2 separate regions of the Mus musculus genome follow, and region 1 is linked to region 2. A link is a loop called in an ENCODE intact Hi-C map of the cell type or tissue named here. Cell type or tissue: heart. All regions are shown on one strand.

Region 1 (8,000 bases), 79 kb after region 2:
TCTCAGGGTTGGATTGCAGGCAGATTTTTTTCAGTCTGCAAGGAGGTTTGGGAACCAAGATAAACTATTGCTAGAGAAACCATAGCTGGTGAGAACTAGAAACTATGGGAAATCTTTATCCTGCTTTGCCTTTAAAAGAAGCTGAACGACGGGCATGATGGCGCACGCCTTTAATCCCAGCACTTGGGAGGCAGAGGCAGGCGGATTTCTGAGTTCAAGGCCAGCCTGGTCTACAAAGTGAGTTCCAGGACAGCTAGGGCTACACAGAGAAACCCTGTTTCCAAACACACACACAAAGAAGAAGAAGGAGGAGGAGGAGGAGGAGGAAGAGGAGGAAGAGGAAGAAGAAGGAAGAAGGAAGAAGAAGAAGAAGGAAGAAGGAAGAAGAAGGAAGAAGAAGGAAGAAGAAGGAAGACTAAGGAAGAAGAAGGAAGAAGAAGGAAGAAGAAGGAAGAAGAAGGAAGAAGAAGGAAGAAGAAGGAAGAAGGAAGAAGAAGGAAGAAAAGAAGAAGGAAGAAGAAGGAAGACGAAGGAAGAAGAAGGAAGAAGAAGGAAGAAGAAGGAAGAAGAAGGAAGAAGGAAGAAGAAGGAAGAAAAGAAGAAGAAGGAAGAAGAAGGAAGAAGAAGGAAGAAGAAGGAAGAAGAAGGAAGAAGAAGGAAGAAGAAGGAAGAAGAAGGAAGAAAAGAAGAAGAAGGAAGAAAAGAAGAAGAAGAAGAAGAAGAAAGGAAGGAAGGAGAAGAAGAAGAGAAGAAGAAGAAGGAAGAAGCTGAAACTTTGAATAAACTGTGCATTGGCTGTGTACCCCACCCCCCACCCCCGTGTCCTGTTAATGTGGCTCTACCCTTGGGATCCCTACACACGTTGACAGCGGTGCACACCTGTAATCTCAGCCCTTGGGAGGTAGAAGCAAGAAGATCAGGACTTCAAGGTCATCTTCCACTGCATAGGAAGTTTGAGGCTATTCTGGGACATACTGAGGACACGGTGTCTGTAACACATTGATACTCCTCCCTTGCATCTCTATTCCTAGAGGTTGCTCACAGAGCCTCTCCTACATGCCATACAAGCACTCCAGCACCGAGCCACTCGCAAGTGCATTTTAAAATTATTTTAAGACAGAATCTCACTGAATGGCCCAGGTTGCCTTCAAATTTGTGATCCTCTCACTTAATCAACCTGAAGTAGCTGGCATTACAAGTATGCACCACCACACCCATCTGTATACTCGAAAGCAAAATGACCTGTTTTTGAAAGGTCTTACTAGGTAGCCCAAGCTGGCTTGGAACCTACTATGTAGCCAAGGCTAGCCTTGAGCTGAAATCATCCTGACTCAGTCAGGTGCCCCCACACCCCACTTAATTTTTGTTGGTTCTTATTCTTCATTACAATACATGCATAAAAGGAGACGCCCATTAGCCAGATAACCTGACGTGGAGAACCTTTGTCTGATCCTTTTTGCCACTGCTTTCTGGTCAGGTCTTGGCCTTTTCTCTTTCTGTAAAAATATAAATATTTATGTTATTGTATTACTTTGTCAATTGTGAGAATGTATGTGATTTTTGAAAACTTTAACTTGAAATATATATTTTGGAGTGTCCTTGATAAAGTTAATGTTACCACATTTTTGAGGTTAATTTTATCTACAAGAAACATAATTATTTGTTTAAAAGAATAGATCCTCTGAAGATGAAATACTCATTTTTCTAGGGCCCTATCTCACCTTGAGATCCTTGTCTTTAAAAGAATATTTTTATGTATATGGATGTTCTGTCTACATGTATGTCTGTGTATCATGTGTGTACCTAGAATCCACATAGGCTGAAGGGGAAACTGGACAGCTAGGGCTGGAGTTACAGGTGGTTGTGAGCCACCACGTGGGTGCTGGGAATTAAACCTAGTTCCTCTGGAAGAGCAACCAATGCTCTTGATTGCTGAGCCATGTCTCAAGCCCCTTGGTTAGATGATGATAATCTGGGATTGTATGCATTACCACCATATCCAGCAATGATTTTTTAAAAAGATTTATCTATCTATCTATCTATCTATCTATCTATCTATCTATCTATTTATTTATTTATTATATGTAAGTACACTGTAGCTATCTTCAGGCGCACCAGAGAGGGCATCAGATCTCATTATGGGTGGTTGTGAGCCACCATGTGGTTGCTGGGATTTGAACTTTGAACCTTTGGAAGAGTAGTCGGGTGCTCTTACCCACTGAGCCATCTCACCAGCCTGATTTTTTTTTTTTAAATGAGAAAAGTTATTCCAGCTTATAAGCTTAAGAAAGAACTGCTATGGGTCAGAGACTCACACAGAAATGTTAGGAGACAACTGCAGTGGTCTAGGGGTGTGCTCTTGAATCTGTAGCATGGCTTCTGGGATAGACCAGCTTCATACATGGGAGCTATTGTACTGGTGGGTGCTGCTATCCTTATTACCACTATGATCAAGACATTAATGAAAGGTCAACGCTACAGGGCGTGGTAGTAGGAAAAAAAACCTACAAGTTTAGAGTAGCAATACTGCTTTATCCATGCTAGCTAGAATCAAATTGTTTACAATGAAACCAAGGATTACAGAGGCAACAGCCCGAAGGCACAACGGCTACATAAATTTCCAATGACTCATTCCCAAGACTGACCTACACAGCCACACCCCAAGTACCCACACCCCTTTTCCTGTTCAGTGCTTGAAAAAAAATTCAGGCATCCGTTCCCTTTGGTTTATAGGTAGCAAATTCTAACAACCCCACACACCACACACTTAAACAAAGCTCCTTCCATTTTCTATCATTTCACAGCTCCAAGGCACCAAGGAAATTTATTATTCTTGTTATACTGTGGTCCCAAGGATCTGAATTCTTAGAAGTTGCTCTTAAAGAAGTTCTTATTCCATGCCCCAAATTCAGTTTATTACAATCTATACATTTTTAAATTCTTTATTACTTAGAAAAACATCATTAATTTATTTCCTGTGTGTGTGTGTGCAGGTCAGAGGACAATTTGCTGGAACTGGTTCTGGGTCTAGAATTCAGGTCCCAAGACTTGGTAGCAAGCGCCCTCATAGCTAGCATGTGCTCTGTCGCTGGCCCCAAGCTTCCTATTTTTATTTAGCTTTGATTCTGGACTTGACCCTTCAACACTTTCAGTTTTTCTGTTCAATAAGCACAGTTGATCCTGTTATGGACTCATTTAGGACACAGAGACTCAACCATAAACCTTGCTACCATACATCTGTTTTACACAATCTCGTAAGGACTTTAGCTCTCACAGCACCAACCTAGGCACAGAGATTTTGGTGCTTTGTCGACCTTTTGACGTATAAAGGCAAACAGTTCTACTACCAGAGGTTTGGCAACCCATCTTTTTAGACACATTCTTGGAAAGCCTAGCAGAATGTCAAATGGTAAGACACTGTGAGGGTCTCCAAAAGACCCTCCCAGGAAGAGGAAAAGGAAAGTCAGATTAAAAGTTACTCGTGCAATAGTTTGTCCTGCTTTCTGCCTGTTAAACGGGAACTTTTATTAAATATGGACTTTCCGATTGTCCCTTCTCTCAAAGTGTTCTCACTGCTGGCTTTGGGTAGTTGACTGGGATTTAAAACCGAAGGGTCTGTTACTGTCATCTCTTTTCCCCACCAAACAAAGAACTAGTCACTGGCTGAGAGTGTGGGGACCCGCCAGAGTGGTCTCTCAGGAGGTCAAGCTGGCTGTCTAGTCCCACTTCTGGTGGCAGGATCAGGCCCAAAGGCCAGAGGGCCGGACCGGGTTCGTAAGGCCCACGGAGGAAGAAGGCAGGGCGGCGGGAGCTGACAGAGTCAGGAAGGGACCCGCTACGGCGTGCGTGGGTGCGTGCGGGATGGCAGGGCCCTCTCCCTAGGCAGTTCAACGGCAGAACCGTCTCCACCCAAGCGGAGGAGAGAGAGCAGTGCTCGCAGCTCCGGACCAGTCCCAACTTGGCCGCATCACGTGACCTAGCTCAGGGGCGGGGGCAAGCGGCCCGCCCGGCCCCGCCCACCCCGCGCGCATGCGTGTCGTCCGGGGCGCTGAAATTCAAATTTTGAACGGCCGTGGTAGCCTACCGACTCCGTGGGTGCGGAGGGCAGAGCCGACTGGGTGTGAGAGCGCCCGCCGCCTCGACTGCAGTCCTCCTCCAGGAGCTGCGCCGAGCCTGCACTCACTTCTTTCCTCTTCCTGAGTTTGAACCGTCGGACCCACCGTCTAGCCGTCCACTGGTGAGGCCTGGGGCGATGGACCCGTTTACCGAGGTGAGAGACTCTGCGGGCGCTGTGAACCATGACCCCTGCCGACTCCGGGACCCCCGCCCGCGCTGTCAGCCTGCGGCCAGCGTGGCGCGTGCGCACAGCGAGCGTGCAGCCGGACGGAAGCCGCGGGGTCGCAGCCGCCCCGGCTTCGCTGCTCCGTCCCTGGCTCTGGGGAAGGCAGGGCCTCAAAAACCCCATGCAAACCCCGAGCTCTGTAGTCGTTTAGCCTTCCTCCACTCCCCCAAGTGCTGGCTCGGGGTGTGAGCGCCTGGGCGCTCTGGCTTGAGCCTGCCCCCCCGGCTCCCGGGACTTAAAGCACGCTTCCCTCCATCCTTCATCCGTCTTGCTGTGACCCGGGAGAGTGCCGCTCAGGGGCCTAGTGGGACAAGCCCTGCCCTAAAGCTGGAATAGTTGGCAGGGTGGAGTCGGCCCAGTGACTCGTACTGTGTGCTTGGAATCTGATGGAAGTGATAAAGGACTTCACAGGCCCAGAGGAGCTTGAGCGCTTAAGAATCCTGTGATGAAACCACCGAAGTCTAAATGAGCAGGTGCTTTAGCCTGGCGTCCTTCATAAGTCACGGCTCTACTAACTTTAGAAAGAAAGTCTCATGCACAGGGTTGATACTGGTTGAAAGGAAACAGGGCTTATAGTTACCTCAGCGTGTACAAAACAAAATTATAAGTGTATGCTGTAGGGTTGGTACACCTCAGTGTTTATGTAGCGTATCATTTCAACAATGCTTTCCTCATCTCTTCCTTGGAAATAAGGTCTAGATTCCGTTGTTAATCTTATTATTTATGCCTAGTTTTAGCTTCACGTTGCAGCTGTACACCGACATTCAGGATTGCGTGTTGCTGTTGGCCCATTCTTTTATTGCAGGACAGTTCCTCTTTTTCTTTTGCTTCAAGCTGTTCTTTAAATTTCAAGACTTGTGAGTTTTGTAAAGTGGGCATACAGTGTTTCTGTACTACATTGAAAAATGTCGTAGAGGATAGTAATAATTTATTTTGGGTAGTGTAGTTAACAATTCCATAAGCTAAGCCCAAGATACTAGTTAAGGATTTCAACAATTAAAGATTTCAACTTGACAGTTATGCTGCCCCACACACCCTGTGCTCCGTTTGAAGTTCTCAGTTATCTTGAGGAAAACAACATTTTGATAACGTTAGAATTTCTAATAGAGGACTGGAGAGATGGCTCAGCTGCCAAGAGCACTGGCTTCTCTTCCAGAGAACCTAGGTTCAATTCCCAGCACCCATTTGAGTCTCATAAAAGCCTGTAACTCCAGTCTCGGGGAAGCTAATGTCTTCTTCTGGCCTCCAGGGACCCCAGATACATATGTGGTACCCAGACATACTTGTGTATGGTATCCCTATACAGACAAATAAATGAATTTGAAAAAAATTCATTTTAATAATAATAGAAGCAGCCACGACATATTTTGTAGCAGCTATAGCGAATAGGGACAATTATTCACCAAATATTTGTCACTTACATTGAATCTTTAAATTTTTATTTATATGAGCCAGGCTTTGTGGCGCATACCTTTGATCCTAGCGCTCAGCGGGCAGAGGCCTGAGGATCTCTTGAGTTCAAGCCAGCCTGTTATTCCAAATGCAACTAATATATATAATCATTTTCCAAGACAAGGTTTATATGTGTGTGTGTTTGCACATTGACTTATGAGTTTGAATTTTTTATTGAAAGCATTCTTAAAACTTGCATGCAGTAAAGTTACCACAATTCTAGATAGTATTGACTTTAAAAATGATATTTTGTGACTAAAAGAATAAAATTACTTAAAATAGTGCTATATACAGGAACAAAACTCTTTGGAAAGTTGGTTGAAATTTGTCCTTTAACTTAAAAATATCCTTTTGAAAGTAGTTCAAAACTCAGACCAAAAAATCTTCTTGTTTGGGTTCTTTTAGAATGTGTTTGAAAATGTGCATGCCTTAATGTGTAGTTTATATTATAAAAGCTAGGTCAGTTGCAGTTAGAATAACAGCTTTGAAATCTTTTCCTTAATTGGTAATGAGAACACAGAGTGAGTTCCAAGACTAGGTGCTCAGTGATAACATTCAGAACATTTTTGTACTGTGAAATGAGTTTCTAACACAGTTTTGTGTGTGTTTGTTTGCTAAAAGGGACTGAATGTCAGTATAAAATAACTTTCTCAGCAAGGTTCTTACTCAAAACCATGCAACACAGAAAAATTACTTGAGATAATTTTTTAAAGTCCTCTCAGGGTGATTTTTTAGCATGATATAATGCCACCATAAAACAGAAAAGAAATTATCGTGTTCTATCAATGCCAGGACATTAAGACTCTATTCTCTTAATGATTCCTGTTTCAAATGCTACAGTCCCGGTAAGCACTCTGTGCTTAGGCCTCGCCTCCCTGCCACCCTGGTGTCCAGCATGCCCTCCCTCACTTTGCCTGCCTTTTCTGCTTTATAAATGCACACTTAACCACCAGTTTGCAGCGCGCCCTCCAGACCTTCACTGAGAGTCGCTTTCACAGGACTCCCCTCTGTGCACTTTGTGTTAAATGTGCTTCCTTCCAGAATGGGTATGTTCCAAATCAACTGTATGATACAATAAGGAAAGTGTACTTAAAATACTGAGCACATACCTTTACGCAATTTAGACATTATTTCTTCAATTAAAAGAAAAAACCTCATTGGCACTTATTAGCCTGATTTTATTATTTAGACTGTTTAAATGTTTATTTTCTTTTTACACCTGTGGGTTTCCAATCCATTGCAAACAGTAGAGCACTGTGTGCATTTGAATGGCAAAACCACATTTTTCCGTTGTGACCCATTGGAAGCTGTACTGACTCAGTGCTTGACTCTGGAGAATGGAATGTTGGCCGTGCCCATTGATGGATATAATTAGGGCATTTTTTCCACCCAAAGTGATGTATTTTATTGTGAAAGAGATAGCAAACCATTATGAATTTGTATAGCAGTCTGGTCATTTTTGATTGGTTGGAGGAGACTGTTTTAGGGTATGAAGGTCTTGTGCACACACAGTATTTTAATTGCACAGCCTTTTGGTTGTCATTTCTTTCAAGGAACCTTAAAGTAGAAGAGAATTCTAAGTGCAGAGGGCTGTGCCTCAACCCAAATTTAGTTCATTGTTGTTTTTAACAAAATCTCAACTGTTTGATTTTACCGCTCAGGAGCCAGATGCTGGGGTGAAAGCCTGCTAGCTCAGAGAGGCAGAGAAGGCACCCAGATGACCTTCCTCCATAGCCAGCATCCTAGAGGAAGTTCTTCACTCACACAGTGTCAAAGCCCTCAAACTTAGTGCCCCCTTCTACTTCCTGTGAACTTCTCCATCAGCTCTTCTGCCTCCCTCTTTCTTTCTATGTTTTTTCCTCTGTTTGCCCCCTGTCAACTAGTTGCTTATCCCAGTCTGACTCTTGACCTATGGTTGACTTTATTTAATCCTGTTTACAGTCTTCAAGCAGAAAGCTCTTGGATTAAAGGTACATGCTAGAGCTGAGGTACACTACAACTAGAAACAGTCCCCCCCCCCCCCCCAGTAAATAACACAATCTCAGGGTTTACAGTGTGACCAAATATCCTGCAACAGTTCACGTTTTGTGTTGTTGTAAGCAGAGTCTTGTTCTGGAGACCAGGCTAGCTTTGTGTCCCATGTTGTCTCCCACTCATGAGCTTTCCCTCCCTTCCTCCCTCCCTCCCTCCCTCCCTCCCTCCCTCC
Region 2 (8,000 bases):
TGGCCCCAGCGGTCTCTCTGGCCCTGGCGGCTAGCCTCATGTAGCGACTGCCCATCTAGCTGTCACAAATCCCAGGAACCAGGTAAAATCAAAACTCTAGAGGCTTGTAATTTATCAGTCAGATTTAAATTAGCAAATTCTCAACCCACAAACTGCTCGCACAATGAACTCAAAACTCAATTGCTATAAACACAAGCTACACACCTAGACGGGTCAGACACACCCTACTTATTACTTAATCACCTAAGAAATCCCCAATACTTGTGGCTTCCAGGACCACGAGTTTCTGGTTCCTCTTCCTCTCCTATAGGTCTCATCTTTATGAGGAATAACCTCATAAACTTAGGAAGTTTACCCGTACAACCCCCTATCCAAATTCCCATAATGGGGGCTGACTTCCAATGCTCTCGCCTCTTCCTGTTGGTGCACATCTGCTATCCCATCCTGTGGGGAGTGGAAGCAGGAGGAGAAGAGGTTCATGGCCATCCTCTGCTATGTGAAGGGTTCAGGCTAGCCTAGACTACATGGGAACTTGTCTGGAAACACAAAAATGAAATAAAATACAAACAATAAAGACTTTCCCACTAGTTTTGTTTTTGTTTTCGACTTTCCCACTAGTAAGAATATCTTCTAGACACTACATTTGCTGACTAAATTTGAGTGTCTCACAAAGCACTTGACATGGCTGGCGTAGGCAGGTTCTGCCTGTGGCTAGATCGACTTCCAGAAAGCAGTTCTTCCTAGATTAGTGCTTTCTTTTTAATGATTTTTGTTTGTTTGTTTTGTTTTTAGAGACAGGGTTTCTATGTATAGCCCTGGCTGTCCTGGAACTCACATTGTGGACCAGGCTGGCCTCGAACTCAGAAATCCGCCTGCCTCTGCCTCCCAAGTGCTGGGATTAAAGGGGTGCGCCACCATGCCCGGCTGATTTTTTTAAAGAAGTATTTATTTACTTATTTATTTATTTTATGTATATATGAGTATGCTGTAGCTGTAGTGATGGTTGTGAGCCATCATGTGTTGCTGGGAATTTGAATTCAGGACCTCTGCTCACTCTGGTCAACCCCACTCGTTCTGGCCCTGTTCACTCCTCCCTAAAGATTTATTTATTATTATATGTAAGTACACTGTAGCTGTCTTCAGACACACCAGAAGAGGGCATCAGATATCATTACAGATGGTTGTGAAACACCTTGTGGTTGCTGGGATTTGAACTCAGGATCTTCATAAGAGCAGTCGGTGCTCTTAAACACTGAGTCATTTTTCCAGTCCTTAATGGGTTTTTAAAAAAGATTTATTTATTTTATTTTATTATATGTGAGTACACTGTAGCTGTCTTCAGACACTCCAGAAGAGGGCGTCAGATCTTGTTACGGATGGTTGTGAGCCACCATGTGGTTGCTGGGATTTGAACTCAGGACCTTCAGAAGAGCAGTTGGTGCTCTTAACCACTGAGCCATCTCACCAGCCCCCTTAATGGTTTTTTAAAACACAAATTTACTTAGTGTGTGTACATATGTACAGAGTAAAGATCAGAGGACAACTTGCGGCAGTCAGTTCTATCTTCCGCCATATTGGTCTGTGGTCCCTGGGGATCAGATTTTGGTCAGTCATGGCAGCAAGTGCTTTTACTCATTGTGCTAGCCCCCAGCTTAGTGTTTAAGAGTAAAACACTAGTTTGTAGTTCTAAGGCAAATCACTTTATCTGCTCATAACCTCAGTATATTAGCCCACCACTTGATTTCATGGTTTGTTGTGGTTTTATTTTTGTTTTTTGAGATCAGTTCTCAATATGTAGCCCTGGCTACCCTATGAAGACCAAGCTGGCCCTGAACTTTCAATGATCTTGTCTCTGCTTCCCTAGTGCTATAGTCAACAGCATATGCCACCATGCCTGACCAAGATAACATACTTTTTATTATTTTTGTGGTGCTGAGGATTTAACACAGGGCCTGTGCATTCTAAGCTCCAGCACTGAGCTGCAGACCCAGTTCCATCTATATTTAAGGAATAAATTTTCAATTCGTGAGTTTTAAGCATTCGACACTTTTACAAAGGATTATTTTTATTTTATGTATATGAGTATTTCCCCTAAATGTATACACATGTGTGCAGTGCCCATGGAGGCCAGAAGAGCGTGCACTGGATCTCCCAGAACTGGAATAACACACAGTTGTGAGCTGCTGTATGTATGGGAACCAATCCCAGGCCCAGTGCAAGAATGGCATGCCCTCTTAACTGCTGAGCCACCTCTCAACCCCAAGACATTTTTATTTTACTTTTATTTTCATTTAAGTTGGGATACTTATTGAATGGTAGCGTAGCATGCCTCAGACCCTAATCAGTTGGTTGTTTTACCTAAAAACAGGAGACATGAGATTGATTAACCCTGAATTTATCTAGTCTATCTGCTCCCTCTCCAATATTTAAGGCACAAAAAGTAACTACGGTATTTTACTGTCAGATTTTACAGAGGCCTATTCCAGACCTGGGAAAAGGCCCCTTCCCAACCATCAGCTTTAGAGTCCAGGAACGGTGAGAGCATCACAAACAGATCATTCTGAATGAGATCATCCAGGAAGCTGTCCCCAGTTCCCACCCCATCACAGTGGAGCAGTCACCTTCATGGGAAACAGATTGTCCCCTCAAGTAATGAGGTATATGTGACTACCTTGCAAGACAATGATTGAAATAACCAATCATAACATGGTTTGACCAATATTTAATTGTTGGTAGCTGATCCCTGCCTCAAATCTTCCCCTCCTTACATCCTAAAACCTCGTGCCAGTTATCTGGAAATAGGCTGTGAAACTCATCTCTATTTTCTCAGTGTGGGCCACAGTGATTAGTATCCTTTTGTTGCCCCTCCCGCACTGGGAGTCAGGCTCTGCTTATGGCTGGTAGAATTAGCAGCAGGTGGTGCACACCTTTAATCCAGGCACTTGGGAGGAAGAGGCAGGCGGATTTCTGAGTTCGAAGCCAGCCGGGTCTACAGAGTGAGTTCCAGGACAACCAGGGCTACACCCTGACTCGAAAAACCAAAATAATAATAATAATAATAATAATAATAATAATAATAATAATAATAATAAATAAATAAAACAAGCAAACAAAAAAGATTTAGCAGCACAGACCAGATTGAACTCATAGAGAACTGCCTGCCTCTGCTGAGTACCAAAATGCCAGCCTAATACCTTTCTTTCTTTTTCTCGGTCGTTCCTCTTTGCTACCTTTGGATAAGTGTAGAGACCTAACTTGGAACGCTCCGAGTGGAGCTTCCGGCCTGAGACACCGCTTATAGGAGCAAAGGAGGAAGAGCAAGTTTTAAAAAAGGATGCTCCTCTGCAGGATACTGTGTGTCTGCTTTTATTTTTTATTTGCATCACCAAAAATCTTGGTATAAAATATTATGAATATATTGGTCTGTGTTTTTACTACGAATTCGCATAGTCTGGGAAACTGAAGATTTTATAGAGAACGTTGTTTTCTTCCCAGAATGGATGAATCCATAGGTAACAAGTAGCAGCCAAAAGGCTTTTAGTTTAGAAGGCCATACTGCTTTTGCAGAGAACCAGAGTTCGGTTCCCAGCATAGGGTGGCTCATATAGCCCACAGTTCCAATTCTAGAGAGCCATCGTCCTCTTCTGAATTCTGGGCAACTACCGAACTCCACCCCTGCACCACCACCCCAAATATATACGTAGAAATAAAATCTTTTCTCTTTTTCCTTTGTAACAGGATCTCCCCAGGTCTCTGACTTTACTAGCTTGACCTCGTACTCACAGGTCAGTGTTTCTGCCTCCTGCGTGCTGATATTAAAGACCTTTGACACCTTGCCCACCCACAAATACTTAAAACCTTCATAATATAAAAAAAAAAAAAAAATAGAAAGCAACGAGTCGCAGAAGTGGGTGTGGCCTGCAGGCGACTTGGAGCACCCGGAAGCCCTCGGGCCCCGCCCGCCTTCGCCCCGCCCCGGCCCGCCCCGCCCCTCTCAGCTAAGGTTCCCGCAGGCCTCAGGGCCGCGGGGGCCTGGCTGCACGTTCCCTGTCGGCGTTCTGCGGCACGGGCCGGTGGGACGTTGGTGGGGTTGCGCTGCGGGGAGGAAGAGGCGACTTTCCACCTTCTAAGCCCGCCTCGGGTCGCGATGTCGTCCGGGGCCGGGTCTCGGCGGCCGCGGGAGCCGCCGGAGCACGAGCTGCAGCGGCGGCGGGAGCAGAAACGGCGGCGGCACGACGCGCAGCAGCTGCAGCAGCTCAAGCACCTGGAGTCCTTGTGAGTCGGCTGGGCCGGGTGCGGGCGGTGCGGGCCGCCGCCGACGGGTGGGCGTCGCGGCCTGGCGAGCCCCCGGCTCCCTCTGCTCGAGGGCGGCGGAAGGACGCGAGGAGGGAGGCCGGCCACTGTCCCCGCCACGGCGACCGTGGCAATGGCAGTTGACGCGTCCGGAAGCCGAGCTCGGAGCCCCTGGGGGTCGAAGGACGCCAGCCTCTGTCCACTACCACGGACGGCATCGGCGGGAAGCTCAGGGTGGAAACTGCGGGAGACGCGCGGGAAGGCAGCGGACCCGCAGCCGGGCCTGAGGGTGGAGCCCGATGACCTGCGACGACTGTAGTGTAGAGTCGCATGTAGGTGAGGGAAGGTGGCGGGCCTCCCGTCCACAAACTAAACCGAGGTAAAAGTCAGAACCGGGGAGGAGAGGTTTGGGGACGCTGAGCGTGGTGAGGACAGGACATTGTAGGAGACTGTAGAAGATGTTTGTTATGCAGACATTTCGTGTGTGTGTTTGAAGACAAGTTTCCCTGTGTGTATCTTATGCAAACAAGTCTCCGTGTGTGTGTGTGTGTGTGTGTGTGTGTGTGTGGTGTGTGTGTGTGTGTGTGTGCGCGCGCGCGCGCCTGCATATTACCTCACCTGCCCGCCACCTTTGATCATTTTATCTATGCTTGACACATCACTGGCACATTGTTTGTGTGTTATTTTCTTCTTTCAGTGATGGTGTTTCAGTATGGAGTTTTCCCTCTTATATGCCCACAACCCCAGGCATCCTGTTCGTGTCTAAGACAAGGAAGGGCTCATGAGCCTCCCACCTTAGACTAGAGCGCCCTCTTAAATTAAATTTCTCTACATGTGACCTCCTTCACCTAGGAAATTTTCACACTACTGCATGAGTATGGGTATGTAAAATAGGGGATACAAGTCAAACACTTACTGATAATAAGACATAAGGAAATGTGTTTAAAGCAGTTCTTATATATGCAGTTTTACCATTGATTAAAAACAAAAGCAAAATTGAATACTAATGAGATAGATTACTTGTTTATTTTTACACAATTTAATCTTGGCTGCATATTTGAATGATGAAGGATGTAGAACATCTTCAACATTTTTCAGAATGATTTTATATTTTGATTTTATAATTGTTGAAGCTTTCACACCACTGTCACTATGCATAAGTACATAGAATATACGATAATAGTAGGAGTATGTTTAGGGCCATTTCAGAAATTGTTGCAAATTTGATCCTAACCAAAAAAAAAAAAATTGAACATTTTTTAAAAAGATTTATTTAAGTACATGAGTACACTGTAGCTGTCTTTAGACAGACCAGAAGAGGACATCAGATTTCATTATGGATGGTTGTGAGCCACCATGTGGTTGCTGGGATTTGAACTCAGGACCTCTGGAAGAGCAGTCAGTGCTCTTATCCTCTGAGCCATCTCTCCAGCCCCTAATTGAACATTTTTTAAAAGATCTATTTATTATGAATATCTTGCCTGCACGTATGTACTTGCATCTCCTGCATGCCTGGTGCCCGATGAAGCCAGAAGACTTCATTGAACCCCTTGGGACTGGACTTGTAGTTGTGAGCAGCCATGTGGGTGCTGGGACCCAAACTTGGGCCCTCTGCCAGAGCAACAAGTACTCTTAACCACTGAGACATCTCTCCAGCACCACGGGACAGTTCTGTATGAAACGTAAGGCAGCAACATTAGCGGCATTTTTAAAATCAGATATTCTGGGCCAGCAAGATGGCAAAGCCCTGCTGCCAAGCCTGATAACCAGGGTTCAATGCCCAGGACCCACAGAGTAGAAGGCAGGAACAGACTCCTGACTTCTAACCTTTACACATGTGCCTTGGCACATATGTGCGCTCACACTTACGTGCACACTAAATAAATAAGTATATAAAAATGTAATGTAATAAAATATTCTAGCACAGTACTACTTGAAAGTAATACTAACTTAATGCTTACAACCCAGCAATGATAATGGGAATATACTGGAAGCCTTTGTTTTTCATGATTAAACCATCACCAGTATTAAAACCTGCTTCTTCGGAATTCCAGCATATACCACAGATGAGCTCAGACATCCAGCCTTGTAGAGGGAACTGCTAGCAGCTTCTCAGAATAGCCTTTGCAGTTTGCTGACGCCTCTCCTGGAAGCATAGAGAGCACTGAAAGCCCAGAGTGAGCTATTGAGAAGCATGCATTTGATGATCTGATCCACCCACCGTGAGGAACAAGGGATTTAGTGCTCAGGCTCGGGCAGGGGTTACACTGTACGTAAAACTCCCAACAATTGGTGGGGAAAAAAGGAGATTAACAATGCTGTCTGGTTGCTTCTAGCATTTCTGGATACAGCGACAAAGGAAAAATATCAACTCTGATATAATTGACTGGCTCCAGATGGGCATAGATAGTCTAATGGTTTCTAAGTGTGCCCTGGAGTAGCCACAGAGCTTAAGCTGAGGAAGATCAAGCCAAAGACCCCATTATACACTTGGCTGAATTGCAGTACAGATTCAAGTTCTCTCCTCTGACAGGGTCAGCCATAATAGTTAGGACACTGACTGGTAAGGACTGGGTCCTGTACTTGGCCTAGAGATGAAGCAGTTCTCTACTGAGGCTGAAGACTTTGGAACCTCAGATTCTCAAGTGTTTATCTCACTGTTAGCGGAGTAGTCTCTCCACTCTTAGCAGAGAATGTATTCATACCTAACCCATGTAGCATTGTTCTGTCTGCATTTGTGTAAAGGAACCAACCCTTCATCGTCTGCCAGACAGCAGTGACTTCCCTTGAGAGTCGCCAGGCTGATACTGCTGTCCTTCAGGACCCACTGACCTACATCCAGATCTAAGGCAGGCTCCTGCCATGAGGAGGTGTGCTGTGCCACTGAAGAACCTAATGAGTTTGCTGATCCATTCAAGCAGGAGTTTGGGGATTATGTGTGGGGATGGATTGTAAGGGGATGGGATAATGTTGGAAAGAACATAAAACTGCATCTGAGTAAGTTTATTGATACAGGCTCACTAAGTGGCGAATCTAGGTTTGATATGGAAGATTACACAGTTTTTAAAAAGGTGTTAAGGGCTGGAGAGAGATGGCTCAGTGGTTAAGAGCACCGACTGCTCTTCCGAAGGTCCTGAGTTCAAATCCCAGCAACCACATGGTGGCTCACAACCATCCATAATGAGATCGGATGCCCTCTTCTGGTGCATCTGAAGACAGCTACAGTGTACTTAGCTATAATAATAAATAAATCTTAAAAAAAAAAAAGATGTTAAAAGTTTGATCGGTTGGCTAAAGAAGCGTTTGTCAAAAGATGGCCTACTGAGATAGAGTTGGAGCATCTGATGTCCCTTGGCTTAATGCATATACTGTGTAAAAACTAGTCCTCCACAATAGGAAGGCCAGAATTCTGACACACCCTTCACTAATGTCATGAGACAAAATGGTGAGGGGCACCAGCACATGTAAAGGCATTTGTTGTCACCCTTTTCCTTGTGCCAGACCTCAGAGTGGCTATGCTGCTGTTCGATTAGATGGATTCATTGTGATTGGCTTAATTGGGCCATGAGTAGCAGAGGCCAAGTAGCAGCACTAAGTCACCAAAGGCAAGGTGACTGTAGTTATCATACTGAGCAGCATAGACAAAGCAGTGTCCGCGGTGACCTGACCTGAAAAGGACATCACATGTAAAGTGGGTTTTAAAGTGT

What was found. Hi-C counts contacts between places; a loop is a spot of excess contacts. Peaks named below come from ENCODE experiments on the same cell type or tissue, not always from the same donor. Only the 100,000 strongest peaks of a DNase experiment are listed, where the experiment ranks them.
Region 1: it touches region 2 in a loop (2.1-fold over the local background); 2 of 42 quality-filtered maps call a loop at or near these places.

Annotation. Positions count from the first base shown.
Region 1 is chr9:22,385,240-22,393,239 of GRCm38, reverse strand. It overlaps Anln (anillin, actin binding protein), which reads left to right and starts at 4,034. Exons shown (of 24, transcript NM_028390.3): 1 at 4,034-4,270. The coding sequence starts at 4,253. It also overlaps a transcript of 9530077C05Rik not described here. In heart, a CTCF peak has its summit at 3,923; DNase peaks (open chromatin) are centred at 3,949 and 4,489; H3K4me3 peaks cover 3,630 bases; H3K27ac peaks cover 3,790 bases.
Region 2 is chr9:22,464,349-22,472,348 of GRCm38, reverse strand. It overlaps Rp9 (retinitis pigmentosa 9 (human)), which reads left to right and starts at 3,993. Exons shown (of 6, transcript NM_018739.2): 1 at 3,993-4,275. The coding sequence starts at 4,148. In heart, no CTCF peak of the experiment used is centred here; DNase peaks (open chromatin) are centred at 4,078 and 4,538; H3K4me3 peaks cover 1,832 bases; H3K27ac peaks cover 1,566 bases.